Regions from separate parts of the Homo sapiens genome. Here all the other regions are linked to region 4. The links are chromatin loops, found by intact Hi-C in ENCODE. Cell type or tissue: endothelial cell of umbilical vein. All regions are shown on one strand. Region 1 overlaps PRKCH (protein kinase C eta). Region 2 overlaps SYT16 (synaptotagmin 16). Region 3 has its middle 13 kb from the start of LINC00644. Region 4 overlaps PRKCH (protein kinase C eta). Region 5 overlaps PRKCH-AS1 (PRKCH antisense RNA 1). Region 6 overlaps HIF1A (hypoxia inducible factor 1 subunit alpha).

The links. Peaks named below come from ENCODE experiments on the same cell type or tissue, not always from the same donor. Only the 100,000 strongest peaks of a DNase experiment are listed, where the experiment ranks them.
Region 1: a loop joins it to region 4, with 5 times the contacts of the local background. A loop is called at or near these places in 4 of 110 quality-filtered maps.
Region 2: a loop joins it to region 4, with 6 times the contacts of the local background. A loop is called at or near these places in 2 of 110 quality-filtered maps.
Region 3: it touches region 4 in a loop (25-fold over the local background); 63 of 110 quality-filtered maps call a loop at or near these places.
Region 5: a loop joins it to region 4, with 5 times the contacts of the local background. A loop is called at or near these places in 65 of 110 quality-filtered maps.
Region 6: it touches region 4 in a loop (7-fold over the local background); 96 of 110 quality-filtered maps call a loop at or near these places.

The regions. Positions count from the first base shown.
Region 1 is chr14:61,353,037-61,358,036 of GRCh38, forward strand. All of the region lies in intron 1 of PRKCH (protein kinase C eta), which reads left to right. Among named protein-coding and RNA genes, the nearest start is that of PRKCH-AS1, 33 kb to the left of the region's middle. RefSeq lists enhancers at 2,375-3,574, 2,855-3,149. In endothelial cell of umbilical vein, no CTCF peak of the experiment used is centred here; a DNase peak (open chromatin) is centred at 3,075; H3K27ac peaks cover 2,590 bases.
Region 2 is chr14:61,891,984-61,896,983 of GRCh38, forward strand. The region is part of intron 1 of SYT16 (synaptotagmin 16); the gene reads left to right. Among named protein-coding and RNA genes, the nearest start is that of SYT16, 82 kb to the left of the region's middle. In endothelial cell of umbilical vein, a CTCF peak has its summit at 2,667 (motif pointing right); a DNase peak (open chromatin) is centred at 2,688.
Region 3 is chr14:62,124,413-62,129,412 of GRCh38, forward strand. It overlaps the pseudogene SERTAD4BP. Among named protein-coding and RNA genes, the nearest start is that of LINC00644, 13 kb to the right of the region's middle. In endothelial cell of umbilical vein, a CTCF peak has its summit at 2,689 (motif pointing left); a DNase peak (open chromatin) is centred at 2,629; H3K27me3 peaks cover 2,328 bases.
Region 4 is chr14:61,458,836-61,463,835 of GRCh38, forward strand. The region is part of intron 9 of PRKCH (protein kinase C eta); the gene reads left to right. Among named protein-coding and RNA genes, the nearest start is that of PRKCH-AS2, 84 kb to the right of the region's middle. RefSeq lists a silencer at 2,516-2,810. In endothelial cell of umbilical vein, a CTCF peak has its summit at 3,116 (motif pointing right); DNase peaks (open chromatin) are centred at 2,526, 3,106 and 4,216; H3K27ac peaks cover 1,068 bases.
Region 5 is chr14:61,294,507-61,299,506 of GRCh38, forward strand. It overlaps PRKCH-AS1 (PRKCH antisense RNA 1), which reads right to left. Exons shown (of 5, transcript NR_186042.1): 4 at 3,694-4,010; 5 at 194-1,224. It also overlaps a transcript of PRKCH not described here. Among named protein-coding and RNA genes, the nearest start is that of TMEM30B, 16 kb to the left of the region's middle. In endothelial cell of umbilical vein, a CTCF peak has its summit at 2,599 (motif pointing right); a DNase peak (open chromatin) is centred at 2,645; H3K27ac peaks cover 268 bases.
Region 6 is chr14:61,728,824-61,733,823 of GRCh38, forward strand. HIF1A (hypoxia inducible factor 1 subunit alpha) reads left to right here. Exons shown (of 15, transcript NM_001530.4): 7 at 3,595-3,701. The region is part of intron 1 of HIF1A-AS3 (HIF1A antisense RNA 3); the gene reads right to left. Among named protein-coding and RNA genes, the nearest start is that of HIF1A-AS2, 18 kb to the right of the region's middle. In endothelial cell of umbilical vein, a CTCF peak has its summit at 2,133 (motif pointing left); a DNase peak (open chromatin) is centred at 2,128.

The DNA of each region.
Region 1 (5,000 bases), 110 kb before region 4:
ATAAAGATTACACATTGCCTTATGTCAGTTCAGGTAAGATTTTGACAACAAATGTTACAAAATTTGTTTGGGTTTTGAAACTTTTTGAATATTGGGATTGTAGATAAGAGATCGTGGTGGACCTGTATAGCCAAAGTGGGGAAAAATCTGGAAAATGAAGCATCGAGCACTTAGCAATACTTTTCTTGAGTGGAGAAGTAGGGTGGAATTATGGGGGACTTTCATTTCCCAAGTTATATTCTTTACTAGTAAGCATGTATAATTTTATAATCAGAAAAAATGATTAAAGATACTTATGAGATATAAAGATTTACATAAAGTAGCTGGAAACATTTAACCAATCTGTAGCTGTTTGAGACTTATTTATATTAGGACAACTAAGACTTGTTTTCTCAATTTTTCAAACTTTTGTAATGTGATTATATTTCATACACACTTAAAATTTTTTGTAGGTGATAGTATTGGGAAAAACGAAAAGGAATATGTGATCGTAATTAAAATGTCAGTGGATAAAAATAAGGCCCTTGGAGTACCCTGTGGGAAATCAGGAGCCACTTCCTCCTGGATGCTTTATGTAGCACATTATACTGACCTATTAAATAATGAGAATCAGGCTGGGCATGGTGGCTCATACCTGTAACCCCAGCACTTTGGGAGGCTGAGGTGGGAGGATCACATGAGGCCAGGAGTTTGGGACCAGCATGGACAACATAGCAAGACCCCATCGCTACAAAAAAAATAAAAATATAAATTAGCCAGGCATGGTGGCACATGACTGTGGTCCTAGCTACATGGGACACTGAGACAGGAGGACTGCTTGAGCCCAGGAGTTTATGGTTACAGTGGGCTATGATTGCACCGCTACACTCCAGCAGGAGCAACAGAGTGAGACCCTACCTCTGAAAAAATAATAATAAGAAGAATCACATGGATGAAGCAAATGATGATAACCAAAATATAATGTATGGGAGATCACTTTATAAAGATGTAAGGCTATACAATAATTTAACGTGTTTTTGAAGTAACATTGCAATTCCTAAGGGGACCAAAATGAATGGTTGGTCTTAATGGGCTTTGTCTGAAAATTGACTGGAACAATTGCTTCCAAACAGAAGATACTTGGAATTTCATATATGGAATATAGATGAGATGGTTGGCATTTGACCATTTAATTTTATCAGTCAATATAAAATGATCTATATTATTCTTAATTTTCACACTTTTCCATATTTCTAATCCTAATATACTCATTTGTTGCCTTTTCCCACTTAATTGTATAATTGCAGTTCCCATGTTGCTTATAATAGCTGCATAATATTTCAGTCACTGGTTTACATAATTTACCATCTTCTTATTGCTGTTTCTATTTGTGTGTGTGTGTGTGTGTGTGTGTGTGTGTGTGTTACAAATAACACTTCCGTACCTATAGCTGTTTCTTTTTCTTTTCCTTTTTTTCCCCCTATATTTAGGGGTTGTTTTCTTAGGGAATATTTTTTTCTGAATGCGTGAGGAACTTAAAGTTTATTCTATAAGCATTTATTCAGCATCTACTGTGTACAGGGCCCTGGAGATACAGAGATGAATTTTAGAACCTGTGCACAAGCTGTCTCCATTTCCTGGACTCTCTTCCTCCCTCTCCCTTCACCTGACGAATTCTCCATTTAAATCCCACTTTGCCAATGAGGCCTTTATGTATTCCCCAGAGTATTTTAGGCTTTTCTGTACTTTTTCTTCTCATTTAGTCACAGTTATATTGTGTACATCTCAGAATAACTAAGATTACTTCATTTTTGCCTTCCTCATTAGACTATTAAACAGTAAACTCTGAGAACAGGTTTTATGTCTGATTTATTTTCCTTGGTACCCTCAGTACCTGGGACATTATGTCTGGCATATACCAGGCACAGAAATTCAAATGAGTACTTGCATAAATGAATTAGATGAACAAATATTTGAATATGATTCTTGCCTTGAGAAATTTAGATTAGAACTGAAAAATGGATTCAATGGATAATTTCGATGATGTGTAAGTGCTTTATAGAAAATAGAAAATAAACCTTTTCCTAGCTATTATCTTTTCCTCCTTTACAGTGAATCCCTTGGAAGAGGATTCAATTCCAGCAAGTCATTTAATGTCTTACTTTTGCCCATACTCTGCAGCAGAAATGGGCTTGTCTTATTTTCTGCTAAAACTGTTGCTTTTCTATGCAAATCCTACTTTATTTCTCATTGCACTGAACACCATTATCATTCACCTTTTTCACTTCTTTTTGACATGTTGGTTATCTTTGTTTTTTTTTTCTTATTATTAAAAATCCTGTTTCTTCAGCATCCCCTTTTTCCTGGTCTTATCTGATAGCTGTACCTATTCTGCTGTTTATGACCTTTTAAAAACTGTTAGCTCCTTGAGGGAAGGGATAGTGTGATCTTTTGGTAGGAGACTTTAAAAGATCCACTTTCTTATATTTTAGTGTATCCCTTGGGTCAAATGGAGGATTTTTTTTTAAAGGATGATCATCAAATAAATATTTTAAGTAATTTGACCAAAATTTATCTTCTTACCTTTTTACTAAAAATATACACTAAATAATTTTAAGGGAAGATTTTATAGTCTCATATTCAACATGGAAATTTCTTGATTAGTATTGCCCTGACTTTATTGGTTGCTTCACGGGTGGCTTCTGAATTCATTTCTTGGAATGTTACTATTCAGGGCCAACTTTGTTAGTATTGCTACGTTGTGATTTAATTTTTTGCCACTTACACATTCTAGCCAGTCTGGAAGATCTCCACCAAAACACCTGTATAGTTCAGTCTGAATTTAGAAGTGTCACTTGCAAGAGAGGCAGCAACGTCAGGCCCGTGAGACTCAAGAGAAGTCTCTTTCCATGATAGATCTTCTTATACTTGGTAGAAACTGGCAAGTGACTCACCAGGGGTGGAAGCCTGGAAAACAGCCTGCCGAGGAGGGTAGTCTTTCTGGTAACACATCGCCACCCCTTTGAAGCATCCAGAGAACCGGAAGAGCAGGAACTGCCTGTCAGACTGACTGAGCGCTTGGCATTCTTTCATGGAAAGATGACAACTCATCCAGGGTGAAAGAGGAAGTGGAGGGGGGTGGCAGGGAACAGGAGGGTGACCTTACATTTCCATTGTTTTGCAGGCTGCCTGGTCGAGTGCAGTGGGTTGTTTGGGGGTTGGGAGGAATTGGAATCATGTACTTCTATTGTTGCTGTCCAAAGTGGATGTCCTGTGCTGTGTTGCCAAGGAGGGGAGCTTGTACCCATTTTATCCTTGTGCTCCTTCGTAATCCAGATGGTTTGTGATCTGATATTTCTTTCGTGCTTAGCCCTGGACTCTATCGGTTAGAATCCTAGTATCATTTTAAGAACTGGGATTCTCCTATGCCAAATTTCTGTGAAATCTGAGAGCCAACAGACCGACATATTTTTCCGGGCTATCTCTGGCTTTGACAATGGCATATTTTGAGTGTCAGTTGATTTTTGTCTCAGTTTATTGGCTTAAGTAGTAAGAGTCAAGGGATTGAACTGCAGCAGTAGTGTTATTTTGATAATTTATTAAGTGTTGTCTTGGGAGATCTTGGGGGGAAAAAGAGTTTAGTTTAGTTCTTTCTTATAGGAAATTTTGTTTTGTTTTGTTTTTGAGATGGAGTCTCCTTCTGTCACCCAGGCTGGAGTGTGGTGGCATGATCTCAGCTCACTGAAACCTCTGCCTCCCAGGTTCAAACGATTCTCCTGCCTCAGCCTCCCAAGTAGGTGGGATGACAGGCACCTACCACCACGCCTGGCTAATTTTTGTATTTTTAGTTGAGACAGGGTTTCGCCATGTTGGCCAGGCTTGTCTCGAACTCCTGACTTCAGGTGATCTGCCCGCCTCAGCCTCCCAAAGTGCTGGGATTATAGGCATGAGCCACCACACCTGGCCTTATTTAGTTCTTTCTTACTATGGCTAGAACCCTCCCAAGAGTAAAATAAAGACTTCAGTGGACAACCAGTGGTGAGTTCACTTTCTAGAGAATGGCAAGTCATCGGAACACTGGTCAGTACTCCCAATTCTATGGCATATCTGCACATCTGCCATCTTTGGTCAGCAACCCTCCAGGACTGCCTTCTTCACACCTGTGCGTGAACTTCCAAGCTATACTGGGCAGGTTGGTGCTGCCCGTTTCTCCCATGCTATTTAACGATTACTCCATGCAGTTACTGTTCTTCTTAAGGCCTCTCCACCCGCCTCACTCTTTTAACATATGACTTTGTATCTGACTTTACTAAGCAACTTGAAACTTCTTAGAATGAGCTCCTCCATTTCCTGTCCTGATGCCTGCAAACTTATGTGTAGTCACAGTTATCTTCATCTGGTTTTCTCCAGGGGTATCCCATCTGCTCCTGCATCCTCCTAGGCCTTGCTCTGTTAGTCATTGTCCCTCCCTCTCTTTCTAATTTTCAGCCACATTTATTTACTGTCTGTTTCTCCCTCCAATGTGTTACTGTCTCTTTCTCCTTGGCTGTCAAATGTTCTCTGCGTTTTCCATTTTTGTGCTTCTCGTACCTACTAATGACTTACCTATTTGTCAACTCCAGTGGACACGCTATAGTCCTTATCTTTCTGGAGCTTCTTCTTGTATTTAACCCAACACATCCACTCTCTTCTCTAGAAGAGTTTTTAGCTTCTGCAACCGTCCATGCTTCTGTTCTCTTGCTGCCTCTATGTCTTGTATCTCCTTGGTGGGCTTCTCTTCCTTTGCCCACCTGTTACTGTTGGAGTTTAGTTCTGGGAGTGTTGCTTTTCTCTCCTCATATATACTCTGGCCTTGGGACTTCATCTGCTCTCTAGGTTTTCACTCTCTGTGTGCCAGTGATTCCCATGTCTCTGCCTTGCACTGCCTGGTGACCAGATTCTGCTGGTTGTCATGTGAGTATCTGAAAGCCTCCTTAAATTTTCCAGGAGCTGAATGCATGACCATTTCTCCTAAACCTCCC
Region 2 (5,000 bases), 430 kb after region 4:
TGACTCATCCAGGGGCGAGGCTGACTGGGTTTGGCTGGACTGAAGCATTCAAAGGAAGATCTCACTTCCCTGCCTCCCTCCTTCCCTTCCTTTTCTCCTTTTCTCTCCACTTACTCCCCTTTCTGCATCTCTGCCCCTTCTCCTTCGCCCTGCATCCTCCCACCATAAACCTCTCCTCTTCCTCCCTTCTCTCTCGCTTCTTCCTCGCATCTTTCCCCTGACCCTCCGTCTCTCTGACTCTACCTTCCTCACACCACCCTGGCCCCTCTCTCCATTGCTTGCTAATCTCTCTTTCCATCCCCTTGATTTCTCTCTCCCTCCACCTCTAGCTGCTACTCTCGCCCCGTCTGCCTCCTCTCCTTCACACCTCATGCTCCTTTCTCTCTTTGCCCTCGCTTTGTCCCCACTGCTCCCCTGGCCACCCTTGGCCTCCATTTTCTCTCATGCTCTGCCTTCCATTCTTTCTCCTTCCCCCATTTATTCTTCCTCACCCCAGCCCTCTCATGGCTCTGTTGCTCCCTTTGCTAATTTTGTTCCAGGGCTGACTCTCCTCCGTGGTGACCTGCCTGCTGCTCCAGACTTGTATCCCCAGCTTGGCCTTCCCAGTGGAAAAAGAGTTTCCCTTTCACAATAGTTCCAGTAAAAAGTCTCAGGATTGACTCTCATTTGGCTGATGTGGGGACCAAGAGGCTTTAGAACCGATGGGGGGTGGTGACATCCCTTTCTGAACCATGTGGACTGAAGTTCAGGTACATCAGAGTGCTGGAGAAGGGGAATTGAGGACTGCATTCAGAAGAAAGGGGATTAGATACCGGGCCGGCAAGAAAACTAAGGCACCATTACTGTTCCCATTGGCCAGGCTTGGTTGGTAGTGGCTGTAACAAACAACCCCCACATCTCAGTAAAATACAGAATAAACGGTTTTTTTTTTTCCTTCCCTTTGCCACGGTCCAGTGCAGGTGGGGCCGCCTTCCACAAGCCTTCCTCAGTGTGGTGACTCAGGTGTGGTCCTGCTGTACTGGAGTCCTTCACTTCCAGGGCATCAATAGGAGGAAAAGAGTATAAAACAGGCCGTTATAGCGACACTCATGTGGTGTAGAGAATTCCTGCACACTTCCCATTAACTGGAACCCAGTTCCTGTTCTTGATCTTACCAGAAGAGATACTGGGAAACTTCGTGTTCTTATGTGCCCAGAAAGAAAGTGAATGTGGTTTGGGGAGCACACAGCATTGTTATGGCCATAGCCAGGCTGTTTGGATACATAATTGGATGACAAGCAGCTGGTACTAAACCAATATAAAGTTAACGCTGGGTATTTATGACTTGTACGTTTATGCTTTCCTCTGAAATGCCTTTCATTCCTTCTTTGATTTTAGATATTGTCCTGAAATTCTGCTTTTATGTGAAGCCTTCCAATATGGCACTGTATAAGAGCTTAGACTTTGGAACCAAATGGCATAAGTTAAGTTTCAGCTTCCCCATTTTCTAGGGGGTGACCTGGAGCAAATTAACCTCATCAAGCCTTTGTTTCCTCCTCTCATATACTGTGCAAAAAGAATCATTAATAATAATCCAGATTTAAAAAGCATTCAAATCACTTGGGTGCTTGTGACGTTTTCTTTTTTTAGCTGTAATTTTACTTAGCAACTCAGTGAAGCTCAGCAAATCAGTGGTACATCTGGGCGTGGGCTGCACTGTAGGCTCCCATTTTCCATCCACTAGAATCTTATGATTTCAGAGCCAAAGGGAAGTTCAGTGGTCACCATTCCAACCTCCCCATTTTACAGAAGAGGAAACTGAGGCTCAGGCAACTTGATTGTGCACATGGTGGCAGAGCTGGAGGTAGGTCCCATGTCCCCCGATTCTGCATCTTCTGATTCCGCATCTGAGAGCCTGTGGCTCCTCTCTCAGCGGTGGCCTTTTTCTTTTGCAAATCTTGTTACCTCAACACATCAAAACCTGGCAGTCTAAGGAGAAGGCTCCTCAGTTCTACCCCACAGCTCAGGAAAAAAAGGCCTGGCTGGCATGGTGGCTCATGCCTGTAATCCCAGCACTTTGGGAGGCCAAGGCGGGCAGATTACCTGAGGTCAGGAGTTCGAGACCAGCCTGACCAACATGGTAAAACCCCATCTCTACTAAAAATACAAAAAATTAGCCGGGCATTGTGGCAGGTGCCTGTAATCCCAGCTACTCAGGAGGCCATGGAAGGAGAATCGCTTGAGCCCGGGAGGCTGAGGTTGCAGTGAGCAGAGATTGCGCCATTGCACTCCGGCCTGGGCAACAAGAACGAAACTCTGTCTCGAAATTAAAAAAAAAAAAAAAAGCCTGTTCATTAGGTTCTCGGTTCTCTCTCCGTACCCACCCCCTGCCCCCCAAATCAAGTGTAGACATCTTTTTTGTGTTCTAGACATAAGACCGTCCTATCTGCAGCAACTGTGGTTTAAAACTTTTTGGTTTTACAGAGATGGCTGCTGCAGCTCAATGAGAGGTGATAAAGACATAGGTAATTGCTGTAGAATAATCCTGCTGCCAAGAAGATGATTGAACTCCCACACAGAAGGTGAACAGATGGTATATTTATTGAAATTCATAGGCTGTGAGATGGAATAATTTAACTGATGGCTGGGCACCCTCATTTCAGATTGAGGGAGGTTCTCAGAAGAACAAGTGTGCCGCTAGGTGGCGTGATTATCTAGGGCCCAGTGTGGTCTTCTCAGAGAGGGAGGCTGGATTCTGTGCACACTCAAGAATCACTTCATTTCCTAATTGGGATGACAAATCTTCCCTGTGGCTAAGTAGGAAACCATCATGTTTTTAAAACTTAAAATCGCTTTAATTATAAAATAAATATTTACCACTAAGGACTTTTGCATGGAAAAAATGCAATCAAATGACAGGATATCAAATTACCAAAGAGATGGGGTCATGGCTTGTTGGGGGGCAGTTTCTGGACCAGGAGTAGCTGTGGGCTCCAACACTGTCTCAAAGCATTGGCCCATCTGGGCCCAATGACATTTGCTCCCTGCCAGCTGCCTCACTCCTCAGCTCTGCCCACTGCTTGCAGTGCAGAACGGCAGAAACAACGGGGGCTCTAGAAACCTCATTTTTGGAAGTTGGTATCGTTAATGGCATTATATCAGAGGAAGAATAAAGGAATCCATTGTGAACTAATGTGAAGGAATGGAGGTAATGATTAGATCGCACAGGTAGGTTGATAACAACTTAACCTCTGATGGTTTCCCATCCTTATCTCTTTTGTTTAGTTAAATTTTTTTTAAAAAAATCAAAGTTCTTCCTCTAATGCTGAATCCCTCTGGCTTCCAAATCTAGAGCACCAAGAAACTTTGCCAGTGACTTTGGGATGCCCACACCTTGCTGATTTTGTGTGGGTACCACTTCCTGCTTATGTTTGATTTCATAAATGTGTCCACTTTTCAGCTCAGCAAATATTCATTGAATCTTTTTCTTGTTCAAGCTGTTCCTTTTTGTGTCTGAGTTTTCTCATCTGCAAAATGAATATAAATACTTGTCTCAAAGGGTTGTTGTGAGGATTAAATGAGTACTTTTATGTAAAATGCTTAAAACAGGGCCTGGCAAATAGAAAGTACTCAGTGAATATTAGCTGTATTTTACTATTACTGCTACCCCCACCACTAGCTACTATTGTATTACTACTACCACACCACTGATGCTGCTGCTGTTACTATGTATTTCTACTATATTGTTACTACTACTGCTACTGTTACTCTTGCATTACTACCACTGTTACTCCTACTATTCTGAATTAATTGGATTTTTGAGTCTTTATTACCCTGAATTGTAAAAAAAAATTAATCTTGTCAATTTAAGGTACATTTATTCTGCATTTTTAGGTAAATATTAGTTATTTAGGAATTTTTTTCTATGATCACTTCTCCTCAGAGGATGAGCTAACCTCTTAGGGTTTTATCTCCAGCCTGGCAGTGCGCGTGGGGACAGTGTGGTTCATGATTGCCCTCTGTTTGCGCTGGGCTACCTTGTCATTACTGTAGTTTGTTCTTTGGTCTTTGCCCTTACACCTCTCTGAGATCTCAACTGGTCGCTTTGGAGCCATTTTTTTTTTTTTGGAACTTGGTGGGCGTGGGGGATGGGATGGGTAGAAACCGGTCAGAATTTTCCAGATCTTCTCTGGCCCTGTGCTTTGTGAGGCTCAGCTAAGGCTTATTCTTGCTTATATGGGCAAGAACCCCCATACGTCACTCACACACTGCTGTGGGGACCAAGCTGGACTAGAGGTCTTCCTGCAAGGTGTACAGGTCCCCTGGGCTATACCTGGGAAGTAATGTACAAACCCCTTTGTCCTGGAGTCCCCACACTGAAGTGAGGTTTTATCACATAATTGCCTACTTCATTTCCACATACCTACTCATAGTGGAAAGGGTTTTGGGAAGAGGATAGAGTGTCCTTGAGAAATGCTTCTAAAGTCATAGCACAGAGAGGACTAGTTGAAGGCTCAAGTATATTGTCAACCATGAAGTTGTGCCTTAACAGTTGCTCTGGAACAAAATCCTTGGGTATGGCCAGTTACCCATTCAGACTGAAAATGGGTGGTGGTGGTAAGGCCAGAATGAGTTAATGAAAATTCTGGGTTATAGACTACAGAAAGAAATAGAGGTTTTTGGACTGAATACATGCCCATTCAACATAGGCCAGTAAAATATGCCAAATAGGGACCTTGTCACACTTTAAAAAATGAATATATAATAGTGTTTTCACTTATATATGTTGTGCTTGAAAATATTTTGCTTTATGCACTTTAGATGCTCATCTTATAATTTTGCATTATTTATAAAGAAATATGTAAACTCTAGCCCCCTCCTCCCATATCAAAAACTCAAAAAGAAATGGTTAATAAAGTTTCCTTTTATGTATTACTTGGGACCAGAATTAGTTGCTTGTTAGAACTGAGATTTATCCTATTAAATTGAGATGATCTAAGACAGAGGTCAACAAACTATGG
Region 3 (5,000 bases), 670 kb after region 4:
TCACCCAAAATGCATGACCAGTGGCAATACACCAGAAATATTTGGAGTTGTTATAGAATCTGTACTACGTTTTTTCAACTTGATCATTTGCAATATCTTCTTGCAGTTTTTTTTAACTGTCTAATTACAATCTAGTATCTTTGGGAGGCAGGGTGGTGGAGTCTTTGAGTCAGAGCTAGGAGGCCAGGCTGGGCTCTGCTTCTATGTGGTAGATTTGTGACTAATGGCACAAATAAGGTCTACAATTTGATTGAGTGTTTACTATATGCTAGGCACAGTGCCAGTCACTTTCCATGAATTATTTCAATGATCTTATGAGCCAGTGTTATTTCTATCCTTACTTTACAAATGAGATTTCTAGAGAGTTTATGTAATTTGCTCAAAGTCACTCAAATAAGAAGCAGCAGAGCTGGAATTCAGACCACTTCCATCTGACTTCAAAACCCAAACTCATAGCCACGTGCCAGAATGTAAATTATTGAACTCGTCTGGGCTGTAGTTTTCTCATCTGGACACTGAGGAGGCTGAATCAGGTGATGGATACATAGTTATCAGCTCCGAATGTTTTGAGTTCTAATCCAGCCAAGCAAACAGATGTAGGAACTTATGTTTGCTATATATTTTAACCTAAAAGTGGCTAGAACCATCCTCCAAAATTGATACTGAAAACATTTTAAATAGCTAAACAGCTTTCAGGGAGATAATTGTCAAACTGATACCAGCTGTGAAGGCTTTTCAGCATTTTAACAACCCATGTGGGTATTTTTTAAGAGCAATAAACTAAATGGCTAAGTGTGTTGCCCACGGAGGAGCTGAGACTCAAATCTAGAACTCCTGGGAATTTTCTCTGTATTTTCAGGATCTGATACATTCAGTATATTAGGCTAATTGGTTGATGATAGCCAGACAGTCTTTATGAACCTTGGAATCATTTGATATGATTTTTTTGGTCTTGATCTGTCAAATAAAAATATCTTTCCTGGAGGTACACTTGGGATCCAGAACTATAAGTTTATTTGTCATTTGGTTCTCTAATCTGCCACCTGCCTTCCCTTGTATTACTCATTAAAAGATTCTTAATTGGTCATAAATGCTGTAGATATTGCATTACATTGGAAGATAAAATGAGCAGACATTTTAAAAAGATACATATAAGAAAGTCATGTTTGCTCATGATGAAGTTACTCATCTCATTTTCTAGCCTTTTCTCACTGTCACCTACACTATAGTAATTCATTAGAGCTTGTTAAAAAAATTAGAGACCTGCCCAGCTATCATGCTAATAATAGCCATTGATGCTTCTCAATGTGAACCCAGGAAAAGTGACTTCATTCTTCACTATTTAGTTAAAATGCAGTCTGGCTTTGTTCATGAGGCTAAAGCATCTAAGCCAGTGTAGGGAAGCAATAGCAACAACAACAACAATCAATCAAACCAATTGCCTGGCATTCTATTGATATGGCAATCAGCTGATTGACTGAATGTTCTGCTCTTAACTTGTTGCCATAGTGCTACTACTACACCTGCTGAATGCTGCAACCTAGAGGCTCTCAAAATGCAATCCCCAGACTGGCAGCATCAGCATCACCTGGAAATTTGTTAGAAATGCAAATTCACTGCTGCTAGCCCAGATCTACTGGATTAGAAACTCTGGGGGTGGGACCCAGCAATTTGATTTAACATACCCTCCAGATAATTCTGATGCTCACTAACATTTGAAAACTACCATTACATCAATTAGTGAAACAGTTTAAAAAAAAAGTACAAGTAATTGTCACACGGGATAACCCAAAGCTTCACCTAATTATTTGATTAAATCCTTAAAAAATATACCAAAGAAAATGCAGTTTACTAAAAAACAGCCCCTGAGAAACCTGGTTTCAGTGATGCTTTCTTTGTTCTCTCTACAATCAGCTTTGTTCTTCTTTCCTAAACTTTTGAAATCATTGAAAACTCTATATAAGCTGAGTTTGCTTACTGAATTCAGGGACTGTGTAGGTATAGTAGTAGCAACTATTGTCTTTGCTTCAGTTCACTTGTGAATTATCATGACATATTCATTTCTTTTAAGATCAGATACACCACTGTTTTAAAATTCTTCATTCCCTTAACAAAACATAACAACTATAACTTAAGGCTTTCTTGGGTTAATAATCCACAGTGATGTCAGTGGAAAACTGGAATGCTTGGGAATGATTTTGTAGCTTTTCTTACTGACTGAGGAAAATCATTTAGCTACAAAAAGTTGCGGGAAGCTTTTGTAGCTTAGATGCACTGAGTTGGAGGACAAACTAGAAAAAGCAAATTCTTGAACACATTTAAAATATTTAAGCTTAGAAAAATTTAAGATTTTAGAGGAAAACCATCAAATGTCTTGCTGTAGATTTATTTAACTAACACATACATTATTCATTCTTTTGTGAACTAAATGGTTTCAACACATAGAAATATTTGAGGATGTGTATTAAGGGTAAAATAAATTATGTTTAAATATGAAGTTTCTTTCTGGCCTGGTCCCCCGAGGTTGAATGAGAATTGAACTGGACTCAATTTGTTTTCTAAATTCATTCAGTGCTTTCTCTAGAAGCTGCTTGTCTTTAGCTTTCAAAGTAGATCTTGCCTCCTTTTTGTGATATGAGTGCCACCTAGAGTACACTCTGAGAACTCCCTTAAGCACTATCGTTAAACTAAACGATAACTGAAAATTGGCTTTTGGAACTCCGTCCTTCCTTAAGCAAGTAAGAACCTCAGTAGCAATCGTATTTTAAAGGAGAAAACAAAGGTCTTCACTTTCAGTATTATGACAAGGTCAAGTTTGCAAGTCAGAACGTTACCTAAATCTTTCATTTACTTAGAACACCATTAAACCATGTGTTAGGACGATGGCTACACCATAATCATATCATAGAGTGTTTTGTCTACAGATACACCATTATTTCTTTAAAGTGTAATTGGGCTGCCAACTATTTTATGCCAGTTTGATTAACCTAGTGACACTAAATGATCTCTCTGTATTAGGCAGTTTAACTAAAAGAATGATGAAAAATTTCTTTTCTCCTCCCATTACATTCCATTTCAAATTTGGGTGTGTTTTGACATTAAATGGCATGAAATAAAATAGTATATTGGTATTTGACTTCTGAGGGGCTGCATAAGGAAATAAACATGAGTATCCTATCTAGAACATCTGTTTTGGGTCTGAATGGTGGTATTTTCCTGCCTGCAGGCTTTTCAATCCAGGGCAGTTGTCACTGCTTCACCACGTTGAAGGGAGAATACCAATTTCCAGGATCACCAGTTTATTTTTATAGATAAAAGTTATATTATAAGATACTATTTGCCACAATAAAATCTAACCTTTCCCCAATTATTTTATTTGTTTAGCTTATCCAACAAAAGTATTAACATATACATTAACAACGTCGAAAGTAGCCTACTTTAAGAGAAAATATGCAGAAGAAGAAGATTTACATCAAGATTACCATGGGTATTTTCCAAAAGTAAGGGTTTACTTATTATTATTTGTTCATTTTCATGAATGTTGTCAACATAAAAAGCTGTAGTTTTTGTTTTTCTAAATATAGATTTAATGATCATGTTTGCTTTCCAGCACCTGATATTACCTGAGGACAGAACTTGCATTCTCAAACTTTCTCTGGAGAAGCTCAGGTTTCTTGAAGACCCAGAAACCTACTTAAGAAGGTCTGTGTTAATTAACAATTTGCTGAGGAAGATACATCTAGAGACGGAGAAAGAGAGCTATGAATACTTTAAAGAAGCTCCCTGTTATAAGACTGCATATTCTGATACAAGAAAACGGCTGAAGTTTATGGTACAGGAATGCTGTTCTCAGTCTCTCTATTATGAAGAGCTGCATTCGTATCATATTGTGCCTTATGCTTCGGAGAATGCCATTTATGAAATGGGCTACACTAGCAGCCACTTGGAGCAAAATTCTCAGTTGCTTATTTATAAAATGAATTAAAGTAACTGTTAAGTCCATTGATACTTTGTTTCTAAATGCTTGAACTGTTTATAGTGAAGATGTTAATATAAGGCACTCATTACCAGTGCACTTGATATCAAAGATGAGATGCATGCTGAACTGATTGGAGAGAGCAATGGTTATTACTCAGCAGTCCTTAGAATCATCAAATTGAATAGAAAATATGTTCACATATGATAAAGCGGTCAATTAGTGCTTTAGAAGCAAAGATTTTTTTTAAACATAAGATGTGTAGGAAGGGGCCTACGTTAAACAATTACACAGATGAAAAATTTTCTTTTATGCCTTGATTTCCAAATTCTGCCACTCTTACTGGAAAGTAATGAAAGTAACAGATTAAATTGATAATGCCATGTCCCTGAGGATGAAGGGTGGAACACATTTAATTTTCTGTAAATGATATGAGGAAGGGCTGGTTCTTTCTGAAGTGCTTTGACTTGTCAAGCATTGTGCCAAATAATTGACACCATTCTCCTTTTACCATTAGTAGCAATTCGAGATGGGGCAAAGACACTGCAACTAAACTGCTGAATGTAACAACCAGATTACTCCAAACTGATCCATTGTACTATTTTGCGGGGAGGGCTTAGACTTTTCTCTTTAAAAGTGAATTTTAACGAAATAGCCTTGCAGATGGGCTTATCTATAAGTTCTACAGGTTGGTTAAAATTTGTGGTGGGCCTTTAGTTAGCCGTTTACATTTTATTTGTTTTTTTTTATAGGCTGTGAAGCTCAGGAAAAGGGTAGGCAGGTAAAATTTGTTTTTAATGAGTTGATACTTTTTAGAAACCTTATCTGCAAAAATTAATGAGAACAACAAATTCCACATGATGTTATTTCTTCATCTAGCTAAGAGTACATTTAAGGCTGCCTGGATGAAACTTTGCACTGATTTTTGTATAATAGTTGATCATTCACTATTTGACAAATTGTTTCAGAATGCCTTTGGTGGTGAAGTTTAGATAAGTCCCTATGTTTTGCAATTTTACAGATA
Region 4 (5,000 bases):
ATCAAGGGGGGAAATCTGCCTCATGATCCAATCACCTCCCACCAGGCCCTTCCCCAACATTAGAGATTCCAATTCAACATGAGATCTGGGTGGGGACACACAGCCAAACCATATCATGCCCTTAGCAAGGGAGGCTGGAAGAGCAAATATCAGGCCAAGATAAGCTGGCAGACCATGATTGGTTCACACCAACCTTGATTCAGCCCCTGGAGCAGGGCATTCTGCTTTTATTTAGAATCAGGCTCAAAATTGGGCTTTTGGTATCAATGAAGAGGGAAAATGGCCCTGGAGAAGGCACCAAGAGGGAGGGTCTGCCACAGATGTGTCAGAATCTTGCTGTCAAAAGGCATTCTGGGAGAGTGAATTCTGGGCATGTTCCTGGCCTGTGCCACCATCAAGGAAGTAGGGGATTCCACGAGAGCGGGATAGGGGCATCTGACTGGTCAGGGAGGCTGGCAATACACCTCTAGGGAAGGTAAAGCCATGCTGGGACCAAACGAGTGAATTAGAATTAGTTAGGCAGAGAATGAAGGTGAATATGTCATACAGGGTCAACAGCACACTATGGGTCTGCTGGTGAGACAGAGCATCAGGTGTGAAGGAGGCTCAGCACACACAGCATATCGAGGTTGAACAGGGGCCTTGAGAACTGAGGCAGCCGAGGTGGGCCAGGGCCAGGCCATGAAGAGCCTTGTAGGCTGTGTTAAGGGGTTTGGGTTTAGTCCTGAGAGCAATGGAAAGTCATGGAAGAAGTGGAAGCAGAGGAATGACGTATCAGGTTGTATGTTTTAATTATGAAAATCTAATTTCTTGCGATAGGTAATATAAGTATCCTCCAAATATTCATATCCTTTCTCCGAAAGAAACAAGTATTGCTCGTTTTATTTATAGCCTTTGAGAGAATTTTCTGTACATAAAAGCATATATATACAGCACATATATGCATACATGTTTATCTTTTAAAAACACAAATAATAGTATACTTTGCCCATGATTCTGTATTTTTAAAATTTAATTAATCTATTTTTTGAGACAGGGTCTCACTTTGTCACCAGGCTGGAGTGCAGTGACGGTTATGGCTCACTGCAGCCTCAAGCTCCCAGGCTAAAGCTATCCTCCCACCTCAGCCCCCTGAGAAACTGGGACTTACAGGCACATGCCACCACACCTGGCTAATTTTTGTTATTTTTTTGTAGAGATGGGGTTTTGCCATGTTTCCCAGGCTGGTCTCAAACTCCTGGGCTAAAGCAATCCACCCACCTCAGTCACTCAAAGTTCTGGGATTACAGGCGTGAGCCACTGTACCTGGCCACTTTATTTTTTTAAGACATAATATTAATAGTATATATTGGAAATTGTTTTGTATTTCTATATACCAAGCTGCCTCATTTTTAATGGCTGCATAGTACTCCATTTTAGAACATGACATAATTAATTTAACTTTTCCTCCTCTGTTGCTATGTATTGTGTTCCTAGTCTTTTATTTCAGTCATTGTTGCAGTGAGTCCCCTTGTACTTTTGTCTTTGTGTGCTTATGCTGGTGTTTCTGTATGACACATTATTAGTAGTAGTATTGCTTGGTCAAAGGGTATATGCATTTCACATTTTGATTGAGTTCAATTGCCCCCTCCCCCATTGTGGTTAAAGATAGTGAACGTTTTATTGTCCATGTACCACACATTGTTCTAAGTGCTTTATGTCTGTTATTTAATCCTTATAGTAACCCTCTGAAATAAGTTCTGTTATTATCACCCCATTTCACAGAGGAGAAAAGTTAGGTACAAAGAAGCTTAGTTCCTAAGTGGCAGAGAGCGTTTGAAGCCAGGTGGTCTGACGGCAGAGTCCAGGCAGGCTCTTCCTATTTGCTGGGCTGCGTCTCTAAATTCACACTCCCAAAGCTTGAGTGAGAAGGTGCATTTCCCCGCCTTCCCATCATGGCATGCTCTCTGTCATTTGGATCATCTCAGAGTTAGAAAAATGGTATATTTGAAGTTCCAACTTGCATTCCTCTAACTGTGAGTGAAGCTGGGCGTTTTCATACATTTCAGGGTCACTAGTATTCAAATCTGTGTTGGGAGGGCCACATGCAGCCTGGAGAATGGGTGGAGCAGAGAAGTCTGGGAGCTTGGTGACAGGACGCACTGAAGGAGATACATGGCTTGGACTCCCACGCCACCCCAGCGTTATCAAGAGAAAAAAAAATGGGGAGGCAGCTAATGGCTTCGTGGGCCTCGGCTCCCCTGCGCGCCTCTCCCTTCCCCTCTGCTCCTCATTGGTCCTCAGTGGCTCTTGATGGCCCTGGAGCCCATGCTGCTCCTGCCCCCATCCTCTGCTTTCCCTCTGCTGGATTGGTCCTTGGTTCCCCTGGAGCTCCAGTTCTCCCTGCCCCACACTGCTCCCTGGAGTAGCCTTGAAACGACTTCCTTGGCTGGGCACTTTGCCAACGTAAAGCCCCTCCCCTGCCCTCACCCCCTTGTTGGGCTCTTTTCTTGGAATAGAGGAGTGGAGTTACAGCTTGAGGCTTGAGAGGGATAGCTGGTAGCTGATACTGGTTGCCCGCCGGGGTTTCAAGCGCCAGCCTCCTGAACACCACCATGAACACCATGAGTCAAGCCGCAGAGCCAGGTGACCTCTCAGATCTTCTTCCTAGGGCCTGAGCCAAACATCACATGGTTTCCTATGACATGAGGTTAGATCATCTTCACCAGGTGGTAACCTTTGAGTCAAGCAGTCAACTGATATTTAGTGAGCTTACCTGGTCTTGCAGCAGCAATGGTTCCAAGTTACTACTGCTGAAGCAAAGAAAGAAGTATCTCATACCTAACAGGGGAATTTGATCTGTAAAAGGAAATTCTGGTGATTATAAGCAAAGATCTCATCAACAGATCATGTTATGGTAGAGTAAAATGAGGAAGTAACCTGGAACAGATTGGGAACCCAATCAATATAGCATATGCAATCAAAATGTTCCAGGAAAATGTATAAATTCTACAGTATACCAAAATTTTAGCGGCCACATGAGATTCCCAGTGTTTAGTGGGTGAAGCCTTTACTAGCATTGAAGTCTATTTTTCCTAGTGGAAGTTTTATGTTTGACCACAAGGTGGCAGTCATTACCGCAAAGTTACTTTTATTTCTCCACCAGAGAAACCAAAGGCATGGAACTGCCATTGCGGTTTAAGATGTGTGTGTTGTAGTAGATGTCTCCAAAGCAAAGGATAAAGGGAATGTACCCCTGCTTTAGGCTAAATGATAAAGAAGTAGTGGGAACCCACTTCAAAGAAGCAAGTGAGGCTGGGCGCAGGCAGCACTTTGGGAGGCCGAGGTGGGGCAATCACTTGAGCCTAAGTGTTTGAGACCAGCCTGGCCAACGTGGTGAAACCCCGTCTACTAAAAATACAAAAAGTAGCTTGGTGTGGTGGTGCATGCCTGCAATTCCACCTACTCCAGAGGCTGAGACAGGAGGATCGCTGGAACCCGGGAGGCAGAGGTTGCAGTGAGCCAAGATCGTGCCATTGCACTCCAACCTGGGTGACAGAGCACGACTTTTTCTCAAAAAAGAAAAGAAAAAAAAGCAGCAAAGGAGATTTTCTAATGCTGAGATAGAGGTATACAATTTTAGTTTTGCTGTCGTTGTTGCCTTCTTTGAGGTTTGCAAGGTATCGGACTCCACAGTACACATAGCATTTGCTCGCTGTGCATTCGTCTGTTGGAAGTCCTTATTTACTGTTGTAAAACTATCCCCATTTACTGTTGGAAAACTAACTATAAAGAACAGAAAGTGTTACTTGCTATGAGAAGTTACAGCAGAAAGATGCTTACTTTTTAGCTGCCCAGTGTTGCAGGCCCTGGCTTCTCAAGTAAGATGCTAATCAGTGTGTAATGCTGAACTGTGACAGTCTCCCCTGGAGAATTTAGGAGTGAGAGGGGGTGTTGGAGCCACTCTACCTGCAAAGCATTTCATTGTGAGGGCCTTTGTAAAAACAGCACTCTCCTCATGCAGCCCTGTGGAATCAGTCTCTCTGAAGCCCAGAGCAGGGCAGTAACTAGCCGAGGATCCCTTAGATTGTAAGTGGCAGAGACAAAGTTCAAGTTTAGGTCAGGCTGACTCTGACTCCATATGTTGTCTTATTCCGCATTTAGTTGGTTGATTCAGCCTCGGCTTAAGCACCTCCTATCTGTCTTGGCTCCCCTCCAACCTGACAATATGGAAATGGCATTGCCCTTGGGAACAGAAAACCTGAACTGTGTTTTAGCTTTGTTTTCCACCATCTAAATGGCTTGAGTCTGTCCTAAAATTCCTTTGACCCTTAAAGTTCTTATCATTAAAATGAAAACAGGATCGCTGTGAGGGTCAAATGAGAGAATGCAGAATATTTTGTACAGTGCGAAGTGCTGTTCAAAAGTGAGTCAGTTCAACTGTGGTGATGACCCCCTCCATCCTCACACCAAAGGAAAAATGTCCCAGGGCTTCCCAATGGCCAGCCCAGACACCCACATGGAGGGGACAGCAAACATTGAGAAGGTAAGTATTTTATAGGTCCTTTTGTTCTTGGCAAAAAGGAAATAGTAAGCAAATTTCAAATATTTGATAATTTATCAAGATTGCTACAAAGGTTTATGAACCCATAGATTATTTCCCCTTTTTTTTTATAATCATATACACTGCTTACAAGTATATAAATGGGCATCCTTATCTGTTTCTGATAGCACTGCAAATCCTAATAGTTTGTGACTAATTTGATAACCTGTACTAAAACTCACAAAATGTATACTCCTGGATCTGTTTTTCTGATAATCTGGACTACAAAAATAATATAAAGAATAAAATGTTATTCATAAAGATGTTTAATTTTCAGTGCTTTGTTTATATATATTTTTTTGGTCAACATCTCTCTAATCCTCCAGCCTCTGGTAACCACTATTCTATTCTGTTTCTATGAGTTTGGCTTTATTTGATTACACATATCAGTGAGATTAAGCTGCATTTGTCTTTCTGT
Region 5 (5,000 bases), 160 kb before region 4:
TATCTAGTATATTAGGCTTGTGTCACCCAAGCATGTGATCAATATAACCCTTCATTCAAGTCACAAATAAAAATCTTTTAACTGTGATGGTAGATTTATTGATGGAATATAAGATGAGAATTGAATATATTGTTGCAGACCTATTTACTGTCATAATAAGATATCAATAATACACTGAAGACCGAATAAAAAGTCATTGAATATTATGCGTTTTTTATTCATTGTTGTTACAAATGTGTTTGAACATAAACATACAAAAAGGCCTGCAAGGAGATGCACCCCCCGCAAAAAAAATATCAGTATATATCTCTTAGTGGTCAGGCTACCAGTAATTATTTGCTTTCTTTTTAATTCCTATACCTATCTTCTTTTTTTGTTGCTGTCAAGACACAGTCTTGCTCTGTTGCCCAGGCTGGAGTGCAGTGGTGCGATCTTGGCTCACTGCAACCTGCACCTCCCGGGTTCAAGCGATTTTCATGCCTCAGCCTCCCGAGTAGCTGGGACATGCACCACTACTCCAGGCTAATTTTTTATATTTTTAGTAGAGACAGGTTTTGCCATGTTGGCCAGGCTGGTCTCGAACTTCCAGCCTCAAATGATCCACCTGCCTCGACCTCCCAAAGTGTTGTGATTACAGCCATGAGCCACCACGCCTGGCTCTTGTACCTATCTTCTAAAAAATAATGTAATTGACATGCAGTTGTTTTATAAACAGAGAACATGAAAAAGGATTCTGTATTTTAAAAAAATTCAAAAGAAAAAATATCAAAGAGAGTCCTGTGGTCTCTAAAGAACTTCCAGGTCTGAAAGACTGGTTTCAGATTGCCATGTTGCACAGAATTACTGGAAAAGATTTTTAAAAACATCTCCCCTGGGAGAGTCACCAGGTGATACTGATGTTGTCAGTCCCTGGCCAGCTAGAGGACACAGCCATGTAATTTAGCTATTGACACATCTAACTCCTCTGCCTCTTACTAAATATGGGACCTCAGGTTACTTGAATTTAATAAAAAAATTTTGTTTCTCCTGAGCGGCAACGTGGAATAGTAACATGAAGGATGGTAGTGAGGCTTAAATGGGGTAATGCCGAATCCAGTGCCTGGCACAAAGTAAAGCCTAGTAAGTGATACGTTGGTCTCCATAGCATCTAGCCCATGGTTCTCAACCTTATCCATAGGTGATTCCATACCACACGTCTTCCTTCTTCTCCCTTTGCAGCATATTCTAGACCAAGAGGAAGTAAAGAAAGCAATGGCTTAGTATGGCTGTTACTGTTGCTGCCCATTTGTGGAAATCATTGTTTCGAATGCTCTCTGCATAAAGTGATAACCCCCGATAAATAACTTATATTTTCACCCTTTTTTTTTTAAACCCTTTGCTGGTTTTCTTGTGGCTTTCCCATTATGGTGGAAATCCCCCTTAGAATTCAGGTAAGCCTGGAAGTTCATTCAAGAAACATTTGCAGTTGTGCCTGAAGCGGTCGGCTAGGGATTGATATGATCTTCATTCCCCAAAGAACTTGAAGCCAAGTGGAAAAGACAAATCAGTAAAATACCAGTTTCCACATCATAACATGTTAGAGGAATTTTTGTTGTTTTGAATATCTCACTTGCTGGGAGAGAGTAAAAGGGTAAACTTTATTTTTAAAATTCCTTTTTCAAATAGAGCAGGATATTTAAAAAGCAATTCTTATGGGGGAGTTACCAATTTTGTATAGAATATGGTTCAAACCACTTCAGAAGGGCTGAGATCAAAGAGCCTTAATCTTGAAGAGGTCACAGAGCTATGAGGCATTGTTCTTGGGGTAGCAAGCTTGGCAGCTCCTCGGGGGATCGGCTAAGCTGATACACACCCCTGCTCCTCCCATCCCTTCTCCATGTGTGCTGTACCACTTCCACACTTATGCCCCCAGAGTTGGGTGGCAGTGTGAGCAATGGAAAATTCCTTTGACCCCAGAACTGAGCTGTGAAGGTCATGCCACGGGGTGCATCTTTCCAAAATAGAACCAATGGATCTCAGCTCAGCTTCACTTTCTTTCTCTAAAGTCCAAGATACGTTCAGTAGCCCCATAATCTCCTCTGTCTTGAAGGGCTGCAGGGAGAATGGTTAGAATAGTCATTTTCCATGCAGAAGACTGGCCATCTGCTAAACTTGTAGACATCAAGATAATATCCTTTTATCTATCCCCCTAATCTTACCCTCCCTTTAAAAAACTATCCTAAACATATTATTTCATCCAAGGTATTTCTAATGATTTTGTTTCTGTGGGAATAGTGTATACGCATGAGGAACCCTATGTATTATAGTTTCAGGTGATTGAAGAGTGAAAGTAGAAAGTTGTAAAGTGCATATAAGTTATGGTTTCAGGTTTGTCATGAATTATTTTAATTTAACATGTGATCTGTAGTTATCTATGCAATATGATCATTTGTAACTCACATGATTGTAACTCACATGACAATGACTAAGGCAAAGATAAAATTTTTGTAGGCAAGGGCAGTTAACTATGCAATTTTGAAGCTTGTAATGTATTAGATTTTACTATTTTATTATTATTTCAGTTCTGATTCCCTTTCTTCTTCTTTTGGCTTATGGTTTGTGACCATTAGATGGCACTGTGCATCTCAAATATGGAAAGCACTTGGCATTCAAATGCTAGGCTATGCAGAAGAAAGTAACGTGCATTAGTTAATATTTTCATGCTATGGTTTCAATCAGGGTAGAAACATTTTATTTTTCATATAAAATTTGCCAATGTTACAGTTTATTAAGGAGAAATCCAGAATGTAATTCCACAGTCTTATGAAACTTACCTTGCATACAGAAACTATTCCTTTCTGTGTGACACAAGAATAATCCCTCTCAAACTTAGACTTGGGCCTGGGGCTCCTGAGTCAAATGAGAGAATACAGTTCCTTCACCTCCACTTCAGAGCATTATGCTGCTGATTTTCTAAGAATGTTGGTGAACTCATATTTGTCTGCTGCAGTGGTCTCCAACCTTTTTGGCACTAGGAACTGGTTTCATGGAAAACCATTTTTTCATGGAAGGGGAGGAGATGCTTTCAGGATGAAACTGTTCTACCTCACATAATTAGATATTAGATTCTCATAAGGAATGTGTGACCTAGATCCCTTAAATCCGCTGTTCAGGATAGGGTTTGTGCTCCTGTGAGAATGTAGTGCTGCCACTGATCTGACGGGAAGTGGAGTTCAGGGGGTAATGCTGGCTTGCCCGCCACTCACCTCCTGCTATGTGGCTGGGTTCCTAACCGGCCACAGGACTGTTAACTGTTCGTGGCCTGGGGGTTGGGGACCCCTGGTCTAGTGTGTTCTGTCATTTGTAGGTCCTTATCACCAGAAGCATTTGCTTACAAATAGGACGCAAATTCATTTACAAATTACAAATCATCTGAGGTGCTAGTCTTAACTCTAGAAAAGAATAAAATTAATTGGCTTTCAATCCCAGGAGCTAGCTTTTTTACTCTCATCTTTAATCAGCTAATGGAAGATGATGTTACTGACATTTCATCCCCAGACTTTGTCCCCTACATAGCACAGCCCTTGATACACCAACAATCTCTTTGTTCCCCTTAATCTCCAGCCTTCTCTCCTACTGTACAACCCCTTCACTCCAGAGCTCTGCCTGAGGCCTTGTGTCCTCTCCTTCTACAACTCCCCTGAGCAGTCTCACCTGTGCCCAGGACTCCAGTTCCTTGATGGTGTTAACGTTTCCCAGTCTGTATCTTCAGTCCATGCAGCCACTTCTTCCACTTGGATGTCTTCAGGCACTTCTAAACTTAACTCATCCAAAATAGTGCTCACTATGCCCAACTTCAAACTTAGTGTTCCCTCTCTCAGGGAATGCCGCCGTCATCAGTGACATGCCCCATGCAGAGATCTGAGTCAGGATCAACCTTCTCTTGCTCTCATCCCTCAACTTACCCAGGGATGAGGGGAAGAGCCAGGATTTGGAACCAGGAAGTGCAGCTCCACATCACGATCCCTAATCTACAACATGATAGAGAAAACAAATAAGATACATATTCATTTACAAATTACAAATTATCTGAGGTGCTAGCCTTAACTCTAGAAATGTGAAACAGATTTTCATTATTTTAATTGAGGATACTAGTATCTATTTAATAAAACTTTGTCATGTGGCCCTGTTTCAGTACGTAGATATCTGAGAGTAAGAGGGTAGTTTTTTTGTTTTTGTTTTTGTTTTTACCAAAACTCTTTTTTTCCTGCTTTTTACTGTTACCAGCGGTGAATCCCTCTGGGTCTGCAGCAACCTCAATTCTTGCCTCCTCAGAAGAAAGAATTTGACCAAGGGGCATAAAGCAGAAAGATAGTGCAAGGCAAGTTTTAGAGGAGGAGTGAAAGTTTATTAAAAAGCTTTATAGCAAGAATGAAAGGAAGTACACTTGGAAGAAGGCCAAGTGGGCGACCTGAGAGATCACGTGCATGGTTTTACCTTTTGACTTGGGGTTTTATATGTTGGCATGCTTCTGGGGTCTGGTGTCACTTCTCCCTTGATTCTTCCCTTGGGTTGGGCTGAGATAAAAGCACTATCTTATGTTCAAAGATCACATAATGTAGGGTAAAGGAGAATAACTTCATTTACACCATGAGAACACAGTGTATAGGTGCCGTAAGGGACATGTGTACTGGTGGACATGGGTACAGGGAGGGAGAATTTAAATCCTCATGGTGGTTCCAGAAAGATTACACTGAAGAAGGGTCTGCATGTGCAATGGCCAGCCAGTGCCTGGGAGGGGCTGCATGCTCAGTGTGTTTATTGGAGTTGTATGCATGCTCACCTGAGGCGTTCTTACCTTACCAGTCAAAAGTTCCTAGAAGGTCATATATACCAGTTAAAGTCTGCCATGTTGCCTCCTAATGCACATGCTTGAGCCCACTCGCCCAACTCCTGAGATCTTATCGGGAAGCTGCGGATCACAACTTTCAGGTTTTTTCTACTGGGAGACTGCCTTCCCC
Region 6 (5,000 bases), 270 kb after region 4:
GTCCTAATGTGAAAATCAGATCATGTCATTCTGTTGTTGAAAATGCCTCAAATGCTTCCCTCCATCTTTGCACACAAAAATATTTTGTTTATAAAAATACTAGATGAGGGAAGTAAATTTTTCATTTATCAAAAGAAGATGTGTATTTTAGAAGACTGAAAAAAAATAGACCTACACAATACAATCTAAACTTAGCATGGCAAACAAAGATATTTATGCTCTGGCCCTAACTCTGTCTTTGGAATCAGATGTTAGATTCACTCATGGCTTGCAGCTCTGATACTTACAATGTGGCCTTGGCCTTGGTACTTAACTGTTGTAAAATTCACATTCCTTATCTATAAAATAAGAATCATGGCTGGGTGGGGTGGCTCATGCCTATAATCCTAGCACTGTGGGAGGCCGAGGTGGGTGGATCACCTGAGGTCAGGAGTTTGAAACCAGCCTGGCCAACATGGTAAAACCCCATCTCTACTAAAAATACAAAAATTAGCTGGGTATGGGGGCACATGTCCGTAATCCCAGCTACTTGGGAGGCTGAGGTAGGAGAATTGCTTGAATCCAGGAGGCGGAGGTTGCAGTGAACCAAGCTTGCACCACTGCACTCCGGCCTGGGAGACGGAGTGAGACTCCATCTCAAAAAACAAAAACAAAACAAAAAAAAGACCTCAGAAGGATGTTGTCAGGATTAAAGGAGTCCATTGAGTGCCTAGTACAGATAGTGAATGCTTCACTACTGGTGTCAACTTTAAGAAAATGAATATAGAAAAGCTAAGAATTATTTTAAGGTGTTTACTACTAGCATGTAAATGTATGATGGGACAGAGATTTCCATCCTATTTTGAGGAATTATTTTTTATTTTTTTGAAAACTTAAGGTAACAAAGTAGAGAGGAGGCCAGGGAGAAAGGAAGGTAGTGGAGCAAAAATGAGAAAGGGAGTGACATTCCCCTCTAGTTATAGCAGAAAATTAGCAAAATGATCATGACAGGAGGTAACAGTAAAGACAGCCAGCTCATATATCAACCAAGACAGTTTTGAGTTTGACCAGCAGACTGTTATTTTCTGGTTTAGAGCTCTTTCCAGGAACTTCTTGCATCTATAACCCCTGAGAACCAAGCTATGGAAAAAATTTTGCTCAATTTTAAGAAAATCTAACATATCAAGCTCCTCAACTCCAAAATATTCCACAAATAGCTGCTATTTACTATACTGAGTAATAATCATTTAAAATTATTCAACACTTTATTTGAGCATCTACTATGTTCATGGCACTAAAGTAGAAATGAAGATGAACAGTTCCTGCCTCAAAATAAATGAGTAGTATACTGCTTTAGATCATGGGTTTCCTAGTCCATTAAAAACACTTTTTGGTCATATTTTCTGGACACCCCGACCCTTTTGGTATAGAATATAACCTATGTAATTCTCTAAAGTTAAATTAACCTCACTTTTCTTGCTCTAATATGTGTAAAACTGACCTTCTAGGAAAGCATATACAGTTTATATTTTTGACTTCTTGGTATCTTTTAGTGATAGACATACCTCAGATTGAGAAGCACTGATTGACATTAGATTAAATCAGAGCTTCCTATGACAATATAAACAATACCTTCATTAATCTGATCCCCCTACCTACTTCTTCAGCATCATCTCATATCTGTCTCCACTAATCATATTATAGAATCTTTGTTACCTGCACCATGTTAAGCATTTTTAAAAATCTTTTGTTTATACCATACCTTTTTCCTGAAAGCGGTTTTGCCTTTCCTTTGTCTCTAGTCATAAGTCTCCTATAAGAGGCTGTTCCTCATTCTACCATTCCTTTGCATGGATAGGATTCCATGGAATAGATTCTCATCACTGCATTTATCACATTATTTCCTAAGTAGTACAGTACATCTACTGGAAGATTAGCCACGTATTGAGTTTTGTCTTTGCATTTTCATGCCTAGAATAATGCCGGGCACACATAGGCATATTAAGATTTGAATAGTGAAAAAGTTTTTAATTCCATGGGGATTTTATTTAAACAGAAAAATATAAGACCAATTAGAATTATTTTTAAAGCATAATTTCAAGAAATATGACTGATTTTGTTTAAAAACATGTTTTCCTTTATAATGCTGCCACCTGGTGTTGCTGTGTTTAGAGATGTCCCTTTGTAAAGAATTGAGGGTTTGAGTTGAGTTTGGTTTGGTTTTTGGCAAATCAGCTTTTCCTTTGTATATTTATTTTGTAATAAACTATGGAAGATCTTGCCTTTAAGTGTGAGAACACAAGCAATGTTACTTTTATACCTTTATAGAATATCTTGCCTATGTCCTTCCTGTAGTTAGGTAGGGTTTTTTTTTTGACACACAGCATGTTATATAAGGTTTGCTTGCACCTCGGTAGGAAAGTCCTCTGAAATCTAAAGGCTGAGAATCTAAAAGCTTAACTCATGTTTTGCTCCTAGAAAGACTTGAGAAGAGAGTATTTCTGTTCAGCATGGTACTAAGAAGACAGCTTTCTCTTCCTCATGTCATGGTTGCCATTTCATACTGCTTACAGAGAATAAGATCTAGTCTCTGTCTTAAATAAAGGTCTACTCTCTGCCAGCGAGCTAGATAGGGTAATTGGATTGTTTTCCAATCTATTTTCATTTGAAATATTGTTTTATCTGAAATTACTCCCATAATTTCATGTAATGCCAAAAACTAAACTAAGTACAAGAGCATCTTCAAAAACCAACATAATTCCTTTAGTTCCCATTTAGTGTAGATGCTCTTTGGTTGATGATATTAGAATTGTGTAATGGCTATTGATCTCTCAAAGTGAGGTGTTGCCTAGGGGCTTAAAAGTTACTACATAAAGAATTTGGCTTTATGAAGAAATGTTACAGATTTTATCTATATTTTAAAATAAGTGTAAGTGACTACCTTTATAACTTTTACCATGTAGTTTAGTAGTATTTCTTATCTGTTTATTAATACCCTGCCTTGTTACCAAAAGTATGTATAATGAGATGTAATAAGAATAGGTAACAAGTAGGCTGGGCACGTTGGCTCATGCCTGTAATCCCAGTACTTTGGGAGGCCAAGGCGGGTGAATTACCTGAGTTCAGGAGTTCAAGACGAGCCTGACCAACATGGAGAAACCCCATCCCTACTAAAAATACAAAATTAGCTGGGCATGGTGGCACATGCCTGTAATCCCAGCTACTTGGGAGGCTGAGGCAGGGGAATCGCTTGAACCTAGGAGGTGGAGGTTGCGGTGAGCCAAGATCACACCTCATTGTGCTCTCCAGCCTGAGCAACACGAGGGAAACTCTTGTCTCAAAAAAAAAGACCAGGTAACAAGTTTGGGTGAACAGGATTAAAGAGTTAAATAACAGGAGGAATCTAGAGGACTTAAAGAAATGTGTGGTGTTGGATTTAATAACTGTAGTTGCCAAAGGTGAGGTGTAAATTTATTCTAAGCAAAGGAGGATGCTCATTTTTGAAAATTCACTTGTCCATAAGATTAATGCCTATCAGTTAACTTGGGAGGAGAAAAATTTTTCTTTATCAGTGTCTCCCTTTTTTTTCTTAAATCTTGTATTTTTTACTAACAGAATTACCGAATTGATGGGATATGAGCCAGAAGAACTTTTAGGCCGCTCAATTTATGAATATTATCATGCTTTGGACTCTGATCATCTGACCAAAACTCATCATGATAGTAAGTACAATGGAAGAACTCAGAGATATTCTAATTACTTAACTGTTGCAACCTCTGTACAGTTTGGCTACCCATCTAATTCTCTGGTTAAAAGTTCTAGACTAAATGTGTTAACAGGCCTATTCAGTAGAGATCTTGACCATTTTGTGTTTTGTATGTGTTGCAACAAATATCAGTAAAAATAGAATCATTTAATCATAGAAAAAACTTCCTGGCATTTTAAATACAAAGACTTTTGAAAATCCAAATATTATAGAGTATTGAATAGCATAATTTTCAGAATTCACATAAATACTCAGAACAGTGGTTGGTATGTAAAAGGCACTCAGAAAGTATTTGTACAATCAATGAATGTGAAGGTGGTGAACATCACCTTTGGTAATAAGTACCATTTTAAAAAATGCTTATAAGTGCATAGTTAGGTATTTATATTTATGGGTTCATGAAATATTTTGATATAGGCATGCAGTGCATAAGGATAAATGGAGTACCTATCACCTCAAGCATTATCTTGTGTGACAAACAATCCAGTTATACTCTTTTGGTTATTTTTATTTTATTTTATTTTATTTTTTTCTTTTGAGACAGGATCTCACTCTCGCCCAGGCTGGAGTGCAGTGGAGCAATCTCAGCTCACTGCAACCCCCGCCTACCGGGTTCAAGAGATTCTCCTGCCTCATCCTCCCAAGTAGCTGGGATTATAAGCATGTACCACCATGCCTGGCTAATTTTTGTATTTTTAGTATAGACAGGGTTTTGCCATGTTGGCCAGGCTGGTCTCGAACTCCTGACCTCAGGTTATCCACCTGCCTTGGCACCCGGCCTCTTTTAGTTTCTTTAAAATGTACAATTAAATTATTTTTTACTATAGTCACCCAAAACAAGTACCTTTGACATAAGATTTGATTCTGAATTTTACTCAAATGAATGTTAAGATCCCCAAGATAAGTTAAACTTTGGACTATCTCACCTGTTTAATCTGTACCTATGCATGACTTCCCACTGTGCTTGAGGATACCTGAATATCACTGAGTTTGTGTGACTGATCAGCCTTGAACTCAAGAGTAAATCCAAGTCTGCAGTCAGGACACCCCAATCCTCAAAATAATACCATCATTAGCATTTATTTAGTACTTTCTCCCAAATCAGTATTTAATTTAAATTGCCAAAAGACTTACAATGTGGTATCAATTTATATTTAAATATGCTACATATAGCTTTTTAAAGCATCTTTGGTTCTCTGGAAACCATAGTCAGAATTTAAGGAAGTTATTGTGGCACCATTTTCTTGAAAAAGGC